Linked DNA regions of Homo sapiens: region 2 is linked to region 1. A link is a contact called in ENCODE Hi-C or POLR2A ChIA-PET data. All regions are on one chromosome and are shown on one strand. Each heading gives the region's core, a stretch centred on a gene start or an enhancer-like site at or near the end of the contact. The rest is flanking DNA. Distances are from core to core; before and after follow the strand shown.

What was found. Hi-C counts contacts between places; a loop is a spot of excess contacts on that map. ChIA-PET counts read pairs that join two places held with the same protein, here RNA polymerase II (POLR2A). Pooled maps may share reads with other maps.
Region 2: a loop to region 1 is called in a pooled map, with 4 times the contacts of the local background. The contact joins two enhancer-like sites. A Hi-C loop is called at or near these places in 7 of 50 pooled maps. POLR2A ChIA-PET finds 5 or more read pairs at or near these places in 2 of 52 experiments (activated CD4-positive, alpha-beta T cell and activated naive CD4-positive, alpha-beta T cell).

The regions. Positions count from the first base shown.
Region 1 is chr10:62,430,888-62,438,265 of GRCh38, forward strand. It overlaps a transcript of ZNF365 not described here. Among named protein-coding and RNA genes, the nearest start is that of ZNF365, 60 kb to the left of the region's middle. Within about 2 kb of position 2,429, at least 7 of the 41 ENCODE cell types and tissues checked have a DNase peak (open chromatin) inside an H3K27ac peak, as active enhancers do.
Region 2 is chr10:62,633,920-62,641,297 of GRCh38, forward strand. All of the region lies in intron 1 of LOC105378327 (a long non-coding RNA gene), which reads right to left. Among named protein-coding and RNA genes, the nearest start is that of ADO, 170 kb to the right of the region's middle. RefSeq lists enhancers at 3,363-3,452, 3,743-3,982, 3,993-4,222, 6,664-6,733. Within about 2 kb of position 3,597, at least 20 of the 41 ENCODE cell types and tissues checked have a DNase peak (open chromatin) inside an H3K27ac peak, as active enhancers do.

The DNA of each region.
Region 1 (7,378 bases), core at 1,179-3,678:
TATTCCTGAATGAGTGGCCATCACACCGATCTTCAAGGAGGTTGTAATAAGGATTAAGAATCTAATACTATCATTTTGTGGCTGTTTATATCTGTCATGCATGGTATAATTATAGTGTTTCCCTTTCAAATGGCTCTTAATGTGTTTAGCCAAAGGGGAAAACCAAAGCAGTTGGTAAAAGTCAAATGCTTCACCATCTGTCTCTATCACATTTCCCTGGTTGTAGTTCCAGCAGCCCTGCCTGGGAGGACTAACTTCTTTTTACAAATAGGTCAAATCTATTAATTTTGGCCAACAGCCCTAGAAGTAAAGAAACACAGTGGCTTTCTCCCCCCTGCTCTTTCTTCCTACTTAAGAAATTCTTATCAAATAATAATGCTAATAGTAAAAACAGTACTTCTCTTGAGGGTCCTTCCAGAATTGTCTATGCAGAAACAAAGTTATGTGTATATAAATATAAACACTTAACAAACTCACACAGAATCATCCTACATACATGCATCCTGTTCTTGTTTCGCTTCATATCATATCCTGAACATTTGCTTATATCAATAAGTAGAGATCTTTCCTCTTATTTTTTTAACAGCAACATAGTCTATGCTGTTAATAGTCTAATGCTGTTAATAGTCTAATGCATAGTCTAATGCATCTTTTTTGACCAGTCTCCTACTGATGGGTCTACCCTATTTTTGATGGTTCCAACCAATGCCACGATGCAGATCTCAGTATATTTCTGGGAGTGAATGTTTATGATGAGCCTCTAGGCAAAAGGGTTTGCACAACAAAATAATCTTTTGTTGACAAAGACAAAGCAAGACAGAGGATGAGCTTCTGGATATAAGAATAGGATAAGAATGGGTATTATTTTAAGAAAGATTTTCCTAAAAACAGCCATCTGATAAGTTCTCCAGTCTGCCATTTTAAGTAGAGAGGTTTAAATAGCATTTGGGTTTTTGTTTGTTTGTTTGTTTGCCTTTTTTTTTTTAAAGTACCCAATGCAAATAGAAACTCCAATAGTGATATTGAGATCCAAAACTGACAAAGGCAGGGTTTGGTATTGAAAGAAGAATGAGAGACCTGAGGTAACTTACAGTTGGTCACAAAAACATACTGTGAGCATGGGCAAATCACTTTTTGGGATCCCAGCTTTCACATCTGTAAAAATAAAGTGTTGGAAGATGTTTAAGCTATTTTTTAGTCTGGTTTACTGTGATTTGTCTGCCACTTGAGACTTCCAGCAGTATTGTTCATGAGTGGATGCAGGTTAAACCTGCAAGCCGTGGCCCTGTGAACATGGGCTCTGGAGGTGAGGGGTCCAGCCTTTGTCCGGATTAGCATTGCTGGGAGCTGAGGGGCAAATAAGATATTTTAGGAGAGCAGTTTTTAGGAGAGCAGTTTCTTGTTTCCCATATTGTCTCCATCATTTGGTCCCAGACATTTTACTCATGTGCTTCAGAAGTAATTTGAGCCAATACTTTGTTAATTCAACCCTGAATTCAATCTTCCATAGCAGGAAGCAACCTTAGGAATGACAGCAGGTCAGGGCTGCTCCTATAGTTTGAGGGACTTCTGTTTTTCTGTCTTGGAGTCTGATTTCCAGGAAGAATTTCACTGAAATGGGTACCTTAGTATTTACAAACCTAGCACAGATGGATTGACCATTGACATTTCCTGGGTTCTTTTTCTAAGCCCCTTACTTAAACAATTAATACCTTGAAATCTTTTAAAAGACCACTGCCTTTTAAGACCATTGTGAGTATATTAATACCTCCATATTTTCAGTTTAGCCTGATGTTGGGTAAAATGTAAATGCACAACAAATGATAGCAACTATTACCATTATTATAATGACAGAAGACGGGCAATTTTGCAAGAGCCAATTAGGATAAGTATCAGGCCCTAAAAGATTTCCAAATATATCAGTAAGATTGATGAAAATCAGGAAGAAGACCACTTCTTTATCTCAAATAATATGAAAAAGTTTCAGTCCCCAGAATATTCTCTTGAAAGCCCTAAAATGTACATGGAGATCTTTCCCAGTAAACCCAAATTAGGCATTAACTCCTCTCACTTTTCATTTATCATGAGATTTAACAAACTTAAGGATTTGTCCACAGCAAAACCACTCCACACTTTGGGTTTTCCCTAAAAACTCAGATTATCAGGGAAATCAAACCAAAAGGAACTTCAAATTCATCCTAGATCATGGACTGTTCCTTGTAGAACCTACTGCTTGATATGAAGTTTGATTTGGATTTGTTTGAACAGGAATAAAAACTGAGGTAAAGGAAAGGCTACAATAACTCCAATAGAAGTAATGAGTTACTAAACAGTTTAATGAGTTTTGGAGGCCCCTGAAATTTGGGTTCCTGAAATGAATTCTCTCAGACAGTAGACAAATGACTCACCAACTTTGGCCATCGAGGCGGGCTGAGTCATCTAAAGTCAGCTGAATCACCTGCTTTCAGCTCTGTTTTATAAGAATTGGGGCTGGCTGGATATTTCTGTCCCTCTGATTGCAAGTATTAAGCATTTAAAAAAACAGAGAATATGATGTCCTTCTTAGGAAAACCACACAAATTGCTCATGCACAGATGGACTGCATTAGTGAAAACAGATTAGTAATTGCTTTTAGTTCCTGATGATGAAAAAGTGGCTCTGAACACCTACCTCGCTGGATTCTTTACTCACCAGATAAACCAAGTGATACTTGATGACGATCCAGATTTGGATTTAAGAAGCAGAAGGTCAACTCCACAGAGCTCCAAGTCAGGTTGAGAGCATCCTGAGATGGCATCGGTAGAGCTTGCCTTTAAATCCTGGACCCCAATCCAGGCCAAACACACATTATGATTGGAGTTAAAAAAAATGTTTTCACAACAAGGAAATATTGAAATAAGTCAGCTAACATTTTCATTTGGAAATACAGAGGAAGTTAAGGCGTTTTGGGGGTGCTTAGTTTCCTTGTGTGTATTTTTATAGTTTTTTAGTGGGATGGAGATTTAGTGGAGGCAGGCTGGTACAAGGGAAAGAATCCAGGTCCAGGAACTGAAGATTCTTAGTGAGCTGTGTGACCCAGATGTACTTTCAGGGCTTTCTCAGACTTAGTTTCTTCTGCTAGTAAATGAAAATGTGTGTGTTAGTGTTTCCTAAACCTGCTTGAACATAAGGATCACCTGGGGCACGTGTTAAAAAAATCTGAATGCACTTGGCCTCACCCAAACCTGTCGGAATCCGAATCAGCAGGGTGAGGCCTGAGAATTGATATTTTAACCAGCACCTTGGGTGATTTTTTTGTTCAGACAAGTTTGGGAAACATTGAATTAGATAATCAGTAAGATATGCTTCGGGTCTAAGATTGCTCAGTGGTGCTTCAACACAGCAAACCTTATTTTTTTTTTCTCCCTGTAAATTGGAGAAACAACAATCAAATGAAAAACAAATCAACTGATGGGTGGAGAGGTTTTGGTGGGGCTAATGTGCAACTTTATCACAATGCTTACAAACGTTTGTGGGTATACTTAACCTCAGGTGCTCAAGGACTGTGTGTTGTCCCTGCTCTAAATTGATACTTCCTCTTAGGAAGGGCCTGAACAATTCATTCATCCTAGAATGAAGAGCCTTCTTGCATTTTCTCTCTGGCATATTAATATAATTAGATGTCGGTGGGACTGAGACTAGCAGGGAAAGCACTGAAAGCAGTCAATGACTTTACCTACTTGGAAGACTGCACGGAACCGGCTCCACTTGAAGTAGGAAAGCCTGCCTCAGAAGGACAGTGAAATAGGACATTTCTCCCCTAAGCAAGGAAGTATACTGGAAATCAGAACAAAATTAGTGTTGTCATTGCAGAGTGCAAGCTCTGGGCAGCCTCCTTAAGCTGTTTTAATCTCTTCTCACAAAGTCATCTGCTAACAAGGGACATTAGAATAACCTCATTCAGAAGAGTGAAAACTCATCAATCATACATTTCTTCTTTTAGTATTCAGTATTATTTATTGAGGAAACTTATTTATTCATGTCTTCAACATTACTTCTTGAATCCTCCCATGCATCAGACACTGTTTCAGACCCTCTGGATACAGCAATGAACAAGATGGGTTCCTGAATGCATGGAGCTTGAATTCCAGAAGCAGAGATAGACAATAAAATCTGACAAATAAATAAGACCATTTCAGAGGGTGGAAAGGGGTATTTTGGAAACTAAATAGAGAAACCAACTTAAAGAATGACTGGCTAATGACAGACTAAGAAAGATCTTAGTTTATAGGACTTGCTGAGATTTGGGAAGGACTATTTAGACATGATCTTCTTCACTCACAGATGAGCATGTGTCTCTGCATTGGTGGGTGAAATAATTGAGGTCCAGGGAGGATAAAGGACTGACGAAGGAAATGGCAAGACCAGCACCCAGGTCTAGCGTTTGGAGGTAAATTTTTTTCTGATAAACTTAACCTTCTGAATAATACTCCCAAGAAGAAGGTTTCATTTTTTGCCTCACACATGCCTGAGATATATTTATCTGAGTCCTTTTGTATTCAACACTAGCTCTGGTTTAAGTGATGAAAAAGGTTAGAGATCTGGAATAGTGCAAGGCTCTCCACCCTAAATGCTGCAGAATGTTAGTAGCCCATTTTCAGGAGATTAAAGGATAACACTCGGCCAATAATAGCAAGATACCATAGACTTTTAATATCATCTGACAAAGACTATGGAAAAATGGCTTGTTCCCAATCAAGGGAGATCTATAATGGCTTGATCATCAGAAATGAAAAATCAATCCCAATTCTCATCCATTCTTTTAGCTACCATGCATATTATTTTTACCATGGATATTTACAGCTACATTTCCATCCAGACTTCTGGCAATGCCTAAATTCTTCCATAACAAGAAAACAAACTCATTTCTTTTAAAAACCAGTCTCTTCCCCATAGGCAAAGTGGATAAACAGCCTACTCAAATTTGATGTCATTATCTGAAATATCTAGCAAAAGACTAGTTGTATAAAAAATGATATTTCAGCATTGGTGCAAAAGAAGGCTACCCATTCTGACAGTTCTGTGGTATTTTGTCCTTTTAACTTAATGCTTGGAATGTAGGATTTCACACCTGAGACTCTTCAAAATTTTTACTTCATGGGTATTTGGTTTTTTTTGTAATACCGTAATACTTTAAGACTGTTACTTTTCTTTCTTATTCAGCCTTACTGATGCACTGGTCTGAACGTCTTTGTGAGTTTCACTTATATATATATAAAGGAGCCACCACCATCTAATGTATTATAAAAGATACTATAATTAGCGTGTAACTGGCAATCCCACCAGGCAAGCAAGCAATTTTCCAGGCCATGGGAATTTTCTTCTAGACAAATAGGAAAGTTCCAACAGCCATATAAATTAAATAGGGTAAAAAGTTGGTTAACTGGTACTAAAGTAACTAGAACCCTTAATTAAACTAAGTGATTATTTTGGGGAAGTTAAAAGAGGGTACAGGGAATCATTCTTTATATTTAGGAGAAAAAAAAGCCACTGGCAAAAAAATAAATAACAATTGAGATTTAGTTACACAATAAAATTATAGAACATATCCAGATTTGTAATAACACATAAAAATATAATGCTAAAAAGGATAATTTTGATGCTTTACAAGACCTTAGTTGTTAATTAGGTTCATTATTTCATTAAGGCAGGAAGATTTTCACCAAGAAATTTTTATTCACTAAGAAATGAATATTTCCTGAAGCCTTTTGAATCTTGCCAGCACCCTTCATGACCAACATCATTGCACTTACTAAGTTCCTGCTTCTTGTTGAGCAGAGCCAATTAACTGAAAAAGCTAATGATGGAAGGACAACCAATTGGGATCTAGTAAGATCTAGCCCTGTAGCTGGTAACATTGTGCCAGGAATTTAATATGCCTGAGCAGGCTCATCTGTAAGATGGTTATGATAGTACTGTTTATATCATAAGTTGGTTAGGAGGGTTAAATGCCTAGCTCAATGCACCGTAAACAACGAGTGCTCCAAAAAATGTGGCTAGCACACACACACACCAAGCATTTCAAACAAGACCTATAAGCAGATGGACTTCTGACTATAAACTTTCTTATAAATTCCACATAAACTCTCTCTAGCTAAGAGGGAGAGTCAAATACCACATTTAAATGTATGTATGAGAAATGTATTCTCTGTTTCCAGTGATTTCAGAATCAGAGATCATTTTGGATGGTTTATTTTAAAGTCTTCCACAATCTATACCCATAGATACAAATATATGTGTCTGTGGGTGTTTTGGAAAATAGGATTGGGTGGAGGCAGGGAAATGTATGTGGTTGAATTCAGTTAAGCAACTGGCTGTTTTGCGACTAATGATTTGTAAGTAGCAGTTTGGCTGAATTTAACTTTTTTTGTCTTTAAAAAATGTAGTTTTCTGAAATTTATCTAAAAAAGTTGATCTATATCAAGCTTTAGGGTAACTTCGTCATGGTTTCCTTGCTTTCTGGAAATTCTACGCACGTCATAGAGTAAATGTCAAATTTTAAATAGGAAATCAATATTCTTCTCTAAGAGGCTTTGAGAATAAATAGCTATTTTAATTCTTTCTCAGGAAGGGATTTCATAAGGAATTGTAATGACGGAAGCAGACAAAGTTTAAAGCGAGTTTTTAGCAAGTTATTTACATCTCATGTTATGTTTTCCAGGCAGTTAACAAACAGCCAGATCATCAGAGTAAGGTGTAACTCATAAAGCTTTTTCCTTCTAAATTCACACATATACGTACGTGTGTGTGTGAATAGTATATGCAATTTAAAGGTTGTGAGATTGGTAGCAAATGCACTTTTCTGTAAATCTCCTGGCTTCTTTTCCTTCCTTTGACCAGAAACAAGCAGCCCTGATAATTATATTCTCTACCACTAGGGGGTGACAGCTGATAATCTATCCACATACTTTAAAGTAAGACAAACCACAGGCTTGATTATGTAGGTATTAATCTTTCTTTTATTGGTCGCCTGGTGAGATTTGGTTTGATGAGTTTTATTTGCTGAACACGCTCTACATCCAACATCATTCTTCTGTCGTGATGCATAGCATGGGCCTGTTGGAATAACAGCTGGTGCTGGACAGCTTTGTAGATTTCAAGTAACTGTGTATGGGAAATTAGTTAACAGATAGGAGCATTTATTCACTCATGCATTCATTTCATAAATATTGAGAGTCCACAGATCCTGTGACAAGGACTGAAGATACAATGGAGAACAGGAATATTATATCTGTTTTCATACAGTATTTTCTTGTTTTTGTTTTTGTTTTTTTTTTTTTGAGACAGAGTCTCACTCCATCACCCAGGCTGGAGTGCAATGGCTCTATCTCAGCTCACT
Region 2 (7,378 bases), core at 2,347-4,846, 200 kb after region 1:
GCCACCTAGGAAGTTTGACCAAAAAAAAATTTGGTGCCATTCCTCTTAACCCCAAATATGACCCCCTACGAACTGGCCCATTCAAAAGGATCAAGGAGTGGCAGATAATTCTTTACGTCCACAAGGCTGAGCACATGGTAGGTGTTCCTTAAATATTTGCTAAACTGATCTATTTGGAGTCCTTGATTTTCATGTGTTAACTCTCTTACAGCCCACACTTTCAATACTACAGATACTCCTGCCCCTAAATTATTTCATGCATACTGAGTTCAAGAGTTCATTCATTAGCTGACCGAAGAACACTGGGTGCTTTCCCATAAAGAGCTGCACAAAACTGTTCAGTTTAACAGCAGTACCATGTTGGTAATGGGAGATTCATGTAATTGTCTGAATATGTAATTGCATTTAACAAAAATGACTGGGAAACAGGGAAAGAAAGTGCTGGTATTAGTGAAAATAAGCAGAGAGGTCTCATCAATTTAATAAAATTAAGACAAAAATAGAAATCATCAAGTGTGCTATAAGTGGCAAGTCTTTAGCCTCAATTGGATGCTCAATGGAGGATGGTTGATTGTGTGTTCAATTATGAAGACAAAGAACAAATTAAAGAGCATGGTGAAATTCTGGAACTGTATTGTCAAATATAGTATCCAAAAGGCAAGCCGTAGTCAGCATTTCTATAACTATTTTTTAAATCTCTGGGAATCCTCCTACCCCTTAACTGAATAGGATCTGAGTCTTATTGCTTGATCTCCATACATTTGATTGTCATATGTTTTTAAGAATACATTATATATCAGAACAATATTCAAGATTCTTAAAGTCCTCTCCGTTTCCAAAAAAAAAAAAAATTGGGGGGAAGTAACACTTTAAGAGGAAGTAACAGCCAACTGAGAACAAAAGTCAAAGATTGTATCTTGGCTATAGCTTGTTACTTAACAATTAAAAGCACAGGTATAAAATTCAGACACAGCTAGATATGAATCCTGACTTTGCCATCACCTAGCAATGTATCTTGAACAAGTTACTTAATCTTTCAAACCTCAGTTTCTTCAGCTGTAAAATGGGGATAATAGTTGTCACCTACCCCATAGGGTGGCTGCAAAATGCAAGTAAGTGAATATATTCAGTATGCTTAGTGCTGTGCCTGGTACTTACTCTGGGCTTAAAATATAGAAGCCATTTTCTACGAAGGAAGAAGGATGCTGGAAGGAGAGATGGGAGGGACTGAACGTGGCCCCTGACAAGGGGCAAAGATAGATCCTGAACTCTATTAAAAACTCAATGAGGAAACACAAGTTCTATTACTACAGCTACTCCCTATCTACCCACTAGGTCATTCTGGCTTCTGCTGGTGTGAGTGGGAGTATGCTATTTATTCACCTAATGACTCCTTCCAAGTTAGAGAAGTTGGAAACCCTGACAACTGTTCCAACCATTAATTCTCTCATTTCACCACCTCTGCACACAGGAAGGTGTGTCTCCTGTATTACTGTCACATCTGCATTTTGACTTTTCAATCGTCTGAGGCTTCCAGCTCTTTGGAATCAGTGATTACAGCTTTGTGATTATACAATTAGAAGAGGCTAGGTTGAGGATACGCTGTTCAAAACAATAACGTGGCTGCCTCACATAGCGTGGTGGACACCTGGCACCACCACCTCCCAGGACACATGCTCACCACCCTGGGTCTCTGTGCTTGTTTCCCCTGACATGGCCAAGACTCTACCCCCATTTCCATTTTGACAGCTTTCTTGTCTAAGTTCTTCTTTAAAGGTTTATTAGGGTATCATGACATTGTTGATTGCTGTTTAGCATTGATTATTAGTATTAGCCCTGCTTATTGAAAAACTTTGAGAGAGTCTTATATTTCTAAGATTTCATCTAGACCTCAAATGCCCTTACGGTGTAAGCCCAGCTACAGCAGAGGTAGAATCTGAGCAGGGAGGGGAGAGTGGCTGCAAAATCTTGGAGGAAAATGAAAGGACAGAATACAATAAAAGAATACTCAAGACTGTAATGCCAAAGCCCTCAGCCCAGGGCCTGCAACACAGTGAGAAGTTCTCAGTAGTCAAAATCCACCTTTCTTGTCCTATGACACTACCCTGCCTTGTTTGGTTGTGAAATAACTTTCAGACAAAATCAGTAGTTCTAAATATTTTGGTGAAGCTCTTTCCTCCTTCTCCTGGGCAAGCCTTCCGCGTGCATTGCCTCCACTCACTCACCTCCCATTTCCACCTATGCTAATTTCACCTCCACACCCAGGGCCACACTGTGGCTTCACTGCATCAAGATCACCAAGTGCTCTATCCAGTGCATGCTTTTAGTCTTCGTCTCACTGGCCTCCCTGAAGCGTGTGACACTGTGGACCAGTCTTATCCTCTTGAAACCCTCTCTCCTGCCTTCCTTGACACAAATTTCTCCTCTTCTCCTTGGCAGTTGCCCTTTCTGGCTCTTCCATCTTTGCCCACAACTTTGAGTTGACGAATTGAGGGACTGTCCTTGACCTTCTGCCCTTCCCACAGGACAGGGCCTCCCCTGCCATGCTTTCAACAGCCACCTGCTCACCAATGGCTCTCATGTTTTTCTCCTCATCCCTGACCTATCTTTTGTGCGTCAAACCCACATAAGCAACTGCACATTGGGCCTCTCCACTTCGGTGTCCCACAAGCATCTCAAATTCAACATGCACAACACAGAATTAGTTGTCTTACACCCCTTTCGTTCCATGTCTTCTATAGTCACTCAAACCAGAATCCTGGGTGGCATCTTACATGTCTCGTTTTCCTTTAACTCTCAACCCTCTCCCTCTACTACCCAATCACCAAATCTTGGTAATTCTCTCCTTCTCTAATCCTTCCACTCTTCCACTCCCTTATTTGCAAACTTCACATCTTTCTTGAATTATTTTAACAGCCTCCCAACTACTTTTCTTGCCTTCTGTCTCAACCAGGCTTATTCTCCCCACAGATACTCAAGCGACCTTTTTAAAATGAAAGTCTAATAAGCCTCTGCCTTACTTAAAGTCTAGCCAGTAGCTTCCCATTGCCTATGTGGTAGAATAAAAACCCCATTGTAGGGCCTGCAGGGGGCTCTGTGATCTGCCTCCTATATTTCATCTCTGCTCTTCCCCCTTCCTTCTCTCCAACTTATACTCTGGCCATCAGAGTTCTAGAAGTTCCCCCAGAGCATCATGCTTTTCAATGTATTTGCAAAGGCAAAAAAAAAAAAATACACTTGCGTTTCATTCCCACCTAGACAGCGCCTACTTCTTCATGAAGGCCTAGTCCAAGCATTCTCTCTTTAGTCTTCTATAACTTTCCCCATCCCCCCAACTCCTCTCCCCTCCTTAGAGAACTGCCCACTTTCTCCGATCTGCCACAGTGTATATATCTTCGGAAGGCATCTACCACACTTATTTACATGTCTGTCTCTCTGCTAGACTGAAAACTCCTTCAGGGTGGGGATGATCTCTTAATAGTCTTTACTCTCACCCCTGTGCACAGATCCTGCCATAAAACAGTTAGAGAACATAGCACCCCACTCTCCATCAAATCAACCAGAACTGAAAGCTCAGGAAGCTGCGTTTGACGGCTTCACTTTTAGTTTCAGTTGCTCAGTCTGGGCAGCTCAGAGCAGCTTCCTGAGCCTCCACCAGTTCAGAAAGCATCCAATCTGCAGTGAAGTGTGCACTGTCATTTGTTGAGCAGGAGCTCACAGTGATCCTGCTGATAGGGAGGCCTTTGCCGCCTTTCGCCCAAACCCCATGCCCTCTGGACTATGCATCTTAAAGGTCATGGTCATGGGCGGTCCTTATCAATCAAAGCATCAGGCGGAGAAAAAAACCCCATTCTGGGATATGGTGAGACATGTCGGTTTCAAAACATTGCAGATTGTTAAATGAGTAATGTTAATGTGATCTCAGAATAGTAAATACAACCCCACAAGGAAAAGATATTAGCTGCATTATCTGGAAGGAAAACAAGAAAGGAAAGCAACATTTGGCTGCAAAAACTATGAAAGAGATGTCTGTATGGTGATTCAAGTTCTACTAGGGCAGGTAAATTGCATTTTTCTGATTGTCTGCCCACTCTCCTCCCCCCACCCCATGTGGGGACATGCACTCCCTCATTAAATCTCTTCTCTGGGGTAGGGTATGGGACTTGGGGGAAGTGAAGGGAAGCGGGGAGCATACACATAGAGGAAGAAAACAAAGGCCTTCATTTTCTAAAAATATCACTCACTATGATTGAGAAAGAGTTTCTCAAGAAATGCGAATGTCCTGCACAGGAAGTAACACTTCATCACACGGCTAATAATCAGCCACGTGCTTGTCAGGGTTAGGTTTTTCCCTTCTGTGGTGAAAAGGTGGCTCCAGGCAAGCCTGGATATCTTTCCCGCCAGCCTGATAGTTATTTAAACACATTCAGCTCTTATCTTCCAAAATGTGTGAGTGTGCTACTCCCATTACATCAAATTCATGTGGAAGACTCTCAGTGGCGGGGGATGGGGGAGTCTGCAATTTTAAAGGGTTTATGTGGGGCCAGACTACCGTTCCCCCACCCCAAATTGTCTTTTCCACACTGAAGCAGCTTGCAGGGGCCTGAATATTTATCCAGTTAAACAAAATGTACTTTCCTTCCACCCTCTAGCTCAGCAGATTTTGCCCCTTCTCTCTCTGAGGCCTGGTTCTTCCCCAGAATCCAGCATCATTAAGGTCCCTTATCCTTAAAGAAAAGAGTTAGGTCAGCGAATTCACTCCAAGATATTGGCAACTCACTATGTCCGCTAATTACATTTAAAGGAGAGAGAAGTACTTTACCCAAAGTAATGACTCTCTGATGGTGAAGTTTCTGGTCTTACCACGGGAGCCGGTGAGACTTTCCAGTGCCTCTCAAGTCTTACTACATTGGTGACCATCGATGATGTCTGACCCTCATGCCAGGGTCATAGCTCATTCCCTGATAAGGGTCTGGTTGCTTTCATCAGGATTATCAAGTTGCTTTTATGCAGTGCATTTTTTGTACAGCTTTTTTTCAGAAGCACTTGGTAGATAAATTAAATCCCAAGGGTCCTTGCCCCTTGCCCAAAGATCCTTAGCATACGCCTCTCCATCCAGAACTCCTTTGACAGAGAGGATCCAGGTTGAGGAGGGGTGAGGAGGTTTCCACCATGTGAGCTCTTAGGTGTGCCAGTCTTGAAGACTTAAATCATATGGTAATCCTACAACAGATACATGAAGCTCCTCATTCATTAATTTATTCGAGTATCACTTATTAAGCTTCCACTCTGTGCCAGCCATTGCTCCAGAGAGTCACCAAAGAACCAGACTGACAAAGTTTCTGCTCTGATGGAGCTGAAAGCTGGAAATTGGTTTAAACTATTTCTGTCTGTCTCCAGAAAGCAGAACTGGGACAAATGGGTAGGAGCCCCAGGGAAGCAGATTTCTGCTCTATACAATATATTATTACAACCAAATATGGAATGGTAATGAGCTCCCTGTCACTGGAGGGATCTGAGAAGAAGCTGCATGATGACTTCATGCATGGAGCTGGGCTGGATCTATTGTCTTTAACCATTTCTTCTAGCAGCAGGAATCTTTTCTTAAACAAAACCTTACCGGAAGTCCCAATACATAAAACAGAGTGCTGAAGTGATATGTACAGATCTGGCGTCACCCCCAACCTACTCACAGCCCCCCATCACCCCCTGCAACATATTCCTCTGTTCACCAAACCTTGGATATCCACAAACAACTGGATGCGATGATCATGAAGCTCCCAGCCTCCCCCACTGTCATGGGCATCTGTGAGTCTAAGTAGGATGGTGGATGATTTCTCACCACCATCTTCCCCTCTCTCTCTCTCTCTCTCTCCATTTCCACCTTTTCCTAGGAGAGAGTCTGATGAAGCCAGTAAAAAGGGTCAAAGGCTCTGGGAGCATAGTGGGACAATGAATGCTGTCTGAGAATGTCAATATGACCAAAGACATTGTTCCACTTGGGTGGACCTGAAAATCATAATGGGGCTCCAAAAAGAGCCCATTGCCTGGGATCCTGAACCGTAAGTTAAAGTTAAAGGTCGGGTCTGGCACGGTGGCTCACGCCTGTAATCCTAGCACTTTGGGAGGCCGAGGCAGGTGGATCTTGAGGTCAGGAGTTTGAGATCAGCCTGGCCAATATGGTGAAACCCCATCTCTACTAAAAAATACAAAAATTAGCTGGGCGTGGTGCAGTGCACCTGTAGTCCCAGCTACTTGGGAGGCTGAGGCAGGAGAATCGTTTGAACCCGGGAGGTGGAGGTTGCAGTGAGAGCCGAGATCAGGCCACTGACTCCAGCCTGGGTGACAGAGCAAGACTCCATTTCAAAAAAAGAAAAAAAAAAAGGTCAAAAAGGCCAAAAGGACCTTGGAAGGAGAGGACAAAAAACCAGAGAGAGAAGACACTTACAGGCAGCTCATTGAAACAAACAAACAAAGACTTCATTCGCACTATCCTCAGGAAAAGTTCCTGTGTATTCAGTACCTTCTAACATAAAGCTTACTTTCTAGTAATAGACCCTACTTAAACCCTTCCAGATGTAAGAGCTGATAGTAAGGGATTGCACATCATTCTCCAATCTGGAGCAGGAAGTTGGAGAAGCTGTCTGCCTTCAGGCTGTGTGCCTGGAAAGTCCCATCCCCATTTTGCACAGTGTGGGTGGAAAGGGAAGCCTTCAGCAGCTCAGAGGACCCTGGCTGGCAGCCACTCACTGACTTGGGACTGGTGATGGAGTGTGGGAGAGGGGAATCTGACAACTTGAAAAAGAGCCTGAAGTCTTCCTAAGCATAGAACTACCACACAGAGCCTCAAGCCTGCCCAATCACAACCTTGCCATCATCTCAGCTAGCATTTTCCTGACAGTTTCTGAAAAAATAATCAAAACTGGACTCACATCTTCTAGCCTCATAGCTAGAAGTGAGTAAGTCAGCTGAGCTTTGCTTAAACTCATGGTTTTCCAAGGTGTGTAACATACACAAAACAATTTGGCAGGGAGACATTAGTAGGTGCTACTCAATACATTTCTGAAGAGTAGCACTTAGGGAAACTCTGGTCTAAACAAAACTAAGCATGTTACTGTAGGGCTTTTCAGAGCCTTGAAAATGCTAATGTGAATTGTGACTCTCCAAGAAAGGAATACAGTCATATTTGTGAATTCTGCCTCTTGGATTCAACTAACCTTGGAAAAGAAAACCTCACAAAGTCACAAAAGCAAAACTTGAATTTGCTGTGAACCAAGTACTGCATAGAATCCTTGCAAATAAATTGGTGTGTAGGCATTGTATTAGGTATTATAAGCAATCTAGAGATGATTTAAAGTATATGAGAGAGGATGTGCAT